Regions from separate parts of the Homo sapiens genome. Here region 2 is linked to region 1. Evidence: chromatin contacts called from ENCODE Hi-C data. All regions are on one chromosome and are shown on one strand. The core of a region is the stretch at or near the end of the contact, and the rest is flanking DNA. Distances in the headings are between cores, read along the strand shown. Region 1 overlaps LHFPL2 (LHFPL tetraspan subfamily member 2). Region 2 overlaps LOC124900191 (a long non-coding RNA gene).

The links. A loop is a pair of places that touch in the nucleus more often than their neighbours do.
Region 2: a map of heart right ventricle shows a loop between it and region 1 (1.9-fold over the local background). The contact joins two enhancer-like sites. A Hi-C loop is called at or near these places in 2 of 168 maps with a recorded cell type or tissue (heart right ventricle and mammary epithelial cell).

What each region holds. Positions count from the first base shown.
Region 1 is chr5:78,608,853-78,611,918 of GRCh38, forward strand. All of the region lies in intron 2 of LHFPL2 (LHFPL tetraspan subfamily member 2), which reads right to left. Among named protein-coding and RNA genes, the nearest start is that of LHFPL2, 38 kb to the right of the region's middle. Within about 2 kb of position 1,584, at least 9 of the 41 ENCODE cell types and tissues checked have a DNase peak (open chromatin) inside an H3K27ac peak, as active enhancers do; they include heart right ventricle, where a contact is called at or near this core.
Region 2 is chr5:78,698,050-78,701,115 of GRCh38, forward strand. The region is part of intron 4 of LOC124900191 (a long non-coding RNA gene); the gene reads right to left. Among named protein-coding and RNA genes, the nearest start is that of LHFPL2, 51 kb to the left of the region's middle. RefSeq lists enhancers at 1,358-2,557, 1,889-2,033 and a cis regulatory region at 1,956-1,966. Within about 2 kb of position 1,647, at least 10 of the 41 ENCODE cell types and tissues checked have a DNase peak (open chromatin) inside an H3K27ac peak, as active enhancers do; they include heart right ventricle, where a contact is called at or near this core.

The DNA.
Region 1 (3,066 bases), core at 334-2,833:
ACCCGGGAGGTGGAGCTTGCAGTGAGCCAAGACTGAGCCACTGCACTCCAGCCTAGGCGACAGAGCAAGACTCCATCTCAAAAAAAAAAAAAAAATACATTAGAGAATAACATTAAAGTCAGCAAGAGACTTTCCTTCTTTATGGGATAATAAAAAATGGCATGACCTTTCTGCAAGAGTTTGTCAACCTGCATGAATATCCAAAATGTTTATACTCTGACTCAGGAGTTTTAATCCACTTACTATCATATAATTAGACAAGTGTAGTACAAAGATGTTTAATGGAGCATTATTCACAACTGGAGAAAAATCCATCTATAAGAGATTGTGGCCAGGTACAGTGGTTCATGCCTATAATCCCAACAGTTTGGGCAGATCACCTGAGGTCAGGAGTTCTAGACCAGCCTGCCCAACATGGTGAAACCCTGTCCCTACTAAAAATACAAAAATTAGCTGGGTGTGGTGGCACAGGCCTGTAATCCCAGCTATTTGGGAGGCTGAGGCAGGAGAATCACTGGAACCCGGGAGGCAGAGGTTAAGGTGAGCCGAGATCGAGCCACTGCACTTTAGCCTGGGAAACAGAGCGAGACTCAGTCTCAAAAAAAAAAAAAAAAAAAAAAAAAAGAGAGAGAGCTTGCTTAAGTAAATTACAGCACATCTATACAATGGAATATTCTTCAGATATTAAAAATGAGGTGTCTCTAAACTCATGCCACATAAAGACTACCACAATCCATTGTGAAGAAAAGAAAACAGTGTTTTCTGATATGATCTCATACCTAAGGTTCTGAGGGTGTATATGTACATGATGATCATCAAAATATGGGCAACAACAATTTCTAGAAAATGGGTATTTGACATGGTTTGCAATTACTTGTACTTTTACCTATTCTTTGAATTTTCTACAATAAGCACTTTCTCTTTTGGACAGAAAAGAAACCAGAAAATTAAGCTCCTTTTATTTTGAAAGAAAAAAAGTCATTGGTGTACCTAAAAAAAAAAAAAAATTCTTTTTGTGGACAGAATAATAGCCATCCTTTATTTATAGGATGAAAATTCTCTGTCATACATCAGAAGCTCCGAATGGAAACAGCCTGACCTTCAGGCTGCTGAAACTCCTGCCCTGGGCAGCAGCTCCCAGCATTAATGGGAATCACCTACCTAAACCTGCCGGGGGATCAGAGTCACCTACCTAGCCTGCCAGGGGACTAGAGTCACTTACCTAGCCTGCCAGGAGATGAGCTGGGCATAGCTAGCTCCAGTCAGACCCCACTCAAGTCACCCCACCCCAGGCAGACCACCAGCCTCCCAGTCAGCAATGCTGACACCCACGCCACACTGTAGGAAAAGAGCCCTTGGGTGGACTCTGGGTCCCACCAAGGGCAGGCAGGAATGCAGGGTCCTCATTCAGGAACCGCCAGCTGGACCTTCTGCATTCAGCACATGTTCCTGTCTGAGAAGGAAAGGGCTACTAAACGGAAACGTCTTCACGAAAAGGTCTGGGAGAAGAGAAAAGATCCAGATGCCTTGGGCTTGTTCCACTTTTCCATAGATGGAGCCACTGGGCCCCCAGGAGAGACTCGGTCCATGGAGATGAGTAAGCCAAATACTGGCAAGATTCCACTCGGAAGCCAAGGGCCTGCTGGGGACCCAGAACTGTGGTGTGCATGGGAGGATGGCCTGGTGAGCAGGAGAGGCCAGAAGGCCCTCTTCATGGGCTTCAAAAACCCAGGACACCAGCACATACGATATGAAGCAAAAAGCCTACGAATCCAAACAAACTCCAGGGAAAAGTGTGCCATCAGTAGTCCCGCTGGTACAGACTCTCCTCAAAATCCAGCCTCTAACAATGAAAGCAGCTAAGAAGAGTTACACTAGCTGTTGCTGTCCCCTCTCCCTCCCACGCTTGCTCCCTCCCTCCCACACCCTCCACCTTCCTCTCCTGTGCATTACTGAATCATTGCTGATCCATTTGAAAAATGGCCACATGCATGGACTGAACCAATATTCTGACACATATCATGTGGCAAAGAGGAGATGTCATTAGACCATAAGCAAAAAAAAAAAAGCATTGCACGGGCATTAACACAACATTTAAGTGTCCTCCTCAAGGAGCCACAGGCACAGGGAGTGGTGCAGCTCTGATTCAGTTAGGCTTTCACTGCTTTGTTACTGAGAAGGGAAAAAAAAAGTTCATTAACTGCTATAAGCAGACAGACAAAGGAGGTATAAATTCTTCTTCTAAGACAATTTTGTTTGGTCTTTAAAACCAAACAAAACATGATATAAGTGTCCACTAAGCAAGGGCTAAGAGTCCTTGCCCTGCTGTGGGAGAGCTGACAGCAGGCTGAGCTCAGTGCAGCACGCGTCCCCAGGCAGAGCACAGGCTGCTGTGAACTGTGGCCCAACTGCAGGGCCAGTCCAGGGCAGGGCAAGACCAGTGTGGGCTGAGGGGCAGGAGAAAGGCTCTCAAAGGAGAACTCCACCTGGGCTTTGAACTCTGTCCATTGTCAGCTTCTGCACTCCAGCAGGGCTCAGTGTCATCTTCTGACCCTGGCCTATGAGGTTTCTGGGCTCCCTGCTCAGTAATTCACATTCCAGAGCTTAAGGAGAGGATGCTGAGCTCAGCCCCTGGCCCCAGGAAGTCCCGCCAGAATCCTGGGGAAAAAGACTGGGAAGTCCCTCCGGAGAAGCCTGAGGGCTGAGGATCAGAAAGGCTTCAGGGCTGGGGCAGAAGGAGCCCAGAGGCAATTACTAAGGGGGATGGTGAAGCAGGCAGGACCAGATGACACCAGCCTAGGGAGTCTGGGAGGAATGTGGATTTTATCCTACCTGTGACAGGAGAAGACTGAAGATTTTAAGCAAGGGAGTGAAAGTGGTCTAATTTGCCACCTAATTTACATTTTTAAGAATTCTGAAAGCTGCTGTGTGTATCGCAGATCATGTAGGAGCACAAACTTTTTTTACAGAAAATCTATCGTTAAAACTCAGAATATACGGAGGCCACAAAGGGAGAAGTCTTTCTAATTCCATTTTCCCACATGTGATACAGACGAGTTCTGAGAA
Region 2 (3,066 bases), core at 397-2,896, 89 kb after region 1:
TAAAGCATTACCAAACCTAATTCCACCCCTCTGCCTTTCCCACTAAGAAGGTAACCACGCTACTGACAGTGTAAACCAGTTCTCTGGGAAAAAACACTGATTTGCAGTTCTTGTCAACTTCCATGGTGTAAATAATCCCATGTGACTGATGTCAAGCTACCAACCTAAAGTAACTGAGTGCGGAGCTGGAAGAGATGTGTGTAGTCGGTTGTGGCAAGCCTGTACAAATCTGTTCCAGCACCACTGTTGCTAAACTTGGTATTTATCATTCCAAGAAAAAAATGCGCATGCACACACACACACACACACACACACACACACACAGTGATAGGCTGAACAATGAACCTGAGATGCCTACATTCTAATCCCTGGAACCTGGAAATGTTACAGTGAATGGCAAAGACTTGGCAGATATGATTCAGTTAAGGCTCTTGAGCTGGGGAGATGATCCTGGATTATCCAGTTGGGCCCTAAATACAATCACAAGTGTCCTAATGAATTGAGGCAGAGGGAGGATCGACTACAGAAGAGAAGGCCATGTGACCACAAAGCAGACACTGGAGGGATATGGCCAAGGAATGCTGGCAGCCACAAGAAACTGGAAGAGGCAAGGAACACATTCTTCCCCAGGGCCTCTGGAGGAAGCACAGTGCTGCCAAGGCCTTGATTTTTAGCCCAGTGAAATGGATTTCAGACTTCTGGCCTACAGAACTGTGAGAGCATAATATAATAATCTGTTGCTTTAAACCACCAAGTTTGTGGTAATTTGTTACAGCAGTGACAGGAAACTAATACACACACACACACACACACACACACACACACAGTGTTTTCTACAAATTACCAAAATATCTATAATATTCACGTAGCTAGATTTTATCTTTATACAATTGCTATGTTCTTATCCAGAGAGATTCCAGGACTTGAGTTTTTTTCACTCAGCATTGTTTCTAAGATTTATTCATTTTACTTCATGTAGCTGTAATTCCTTTATTTTCACTATTGGTTAATATATTCCATCATGGCCGGGTGTGGTGGCTCACACCTGTAATCCCAGCACTTTGGGAGGCTGAGGTGGGTGGATCACGAGGTCAGGAGATCGAGACCATCCTGGATAACACAGTGAAACCCCATCTCTACTAAAAATATAAAACATTAGCTGGTCATGGTGGTGGGCACTTGTAGTTCCAGCTACTTGAGAGGCTGAGGCAGGAGAATTGCTTGAACCCGGGAGGCAGAGCTTGCAGTGAGCTGAGATTGTGCCACTGCACTCTAGCCTGGGCGACAGAGTGAGACTGCGACTCAAAAAATAAATAAATAAATTATATATATATATATATATAAAATCATGTATTACTTATCCATTCTCGGTAGGATTTAGGTAGTCTCCTTTATCAGATTAAAGAAGACTGGTTTTTCCCCTGAACTGAGATGATACCCAGGATATTACATTTGCTTTATTCTTTCAATCAAAGATTGGGTGAGGTAACAATTGTGGGAGGTAACAAGTTGCATTGAATGTTATAAGATTCCAGGATTCCAAATACTCCACCGAGAGTACATGTGAGTCATCTTACAGATAAGGAGAGTGGGGTAAGGTACATTAGGGTGTGATGTGGGCAGGGTCTCTCCTCATCAGCCTGGAAATGTGCTCACCCACAGGAGAGAGACCGCCTGCTCCCTGCCACACCCACACCCAGCACACAAACAGTACCCAGAAGGCACGCAATCAGTGAGGAAAGAGTTGGGGCCACTCTGGTTGAGGAAGAGCTGGATGAGGGTGGAAGGCTGGCCTGAGACACAGTGACTCACCAATGTGAGGATGGCCCATTAGATGCAACTCAAGAACAAGATGGTTTCAAAAAAGATGTCTGGCTTCTAGCTGGACAAAAGACCCTTGTTTCCCTGAATATCCAGAAAGATAAAAGGCATAAATGAATCGGAATTAACCACGGATGACTCAGCCTCAGGTCACATGGGTGAGTGTTCATGAGACATTTTTCTCCTTCTGCTTTGGAAGGTTTGCCTGGGGCAGTCTTGCTCGACTGGTAGGTGAATCAGCTTGCAAGCCTGAGTGTCATCACAGCTCTCACTGTTCAGCCTCCTATTTATTTACCCCTTACCACATAGGTGAGCTCCTTCCTCAGTTTCACTAAAATTATCCCTTCCTGTGAGAATCGCAGAATTTATGGATGGTTTCAGGGGGACATGGAAGGTATATCTCATTTTGCTCCATAGCCCAAGCAAATGAAAACCCAATTTTTCAAATTAACCCTCTCTCAAGTTTTACCTCGGAATTGCTGAGTCAAAGAGCAGGAACATCTCTGATTTTGGTATACTCCCTTGGAGCACCATCATAGTCAGCCCATGAAATCAAAAGTGCTTTATATGGCAGAGCACCTCCTTACTCCACCAGAGGCAGGGCCACCGACAAGAGTGGCCTTAAGTAAGGGAAGACACAGCCGGGCAGGTACGCCTGGCAGGCTTCAAGTGGGCCACAGCGGATACCTTAGACATGTCCTGGGCAAAGGCTTCCTTATGCCCATCCCATGGCACCGTCTCTGGGGCTGGGAAGCTGGCAGACTTGACCCCTCCCCATCAGCCTTCCCACACATTTATAGGCACCTCTCAACTGTTCAACATATGGTCCTCTAGCCTGGGGATGACTTACATTTTTTTTCCTTCATTTTTTTCTACTGTTTGCCCTTTGGCCACCTAATTTGTCATATGATTGACTCCAGAGACTGGGTGAAAATCCGATGGATGATATGTGATCAAGAAAGATAAAAGGATAAGATAGCCCTAGCTACCCACATTATCTCTGGCCCTTATCATTTAGAGACAATCTTTATTTTTTTGAGATGGAGTCTCACTCTGTCACCCAGGCTGGAGTGCAGTGGCACCATCTCGGCTCACTGCAGCCTCCGTCTCCTGGGTTCAAGTGATTTTCCTGCCTCAGCCTCCCAAGTAGCTGGGATTACAGGCACATGCCACCATGCCCAGCTAATTTTTGTATTTTTAGTAGAGATAGGGTTTCACCATGTTGCCCAAACTAGTCTCAAACTC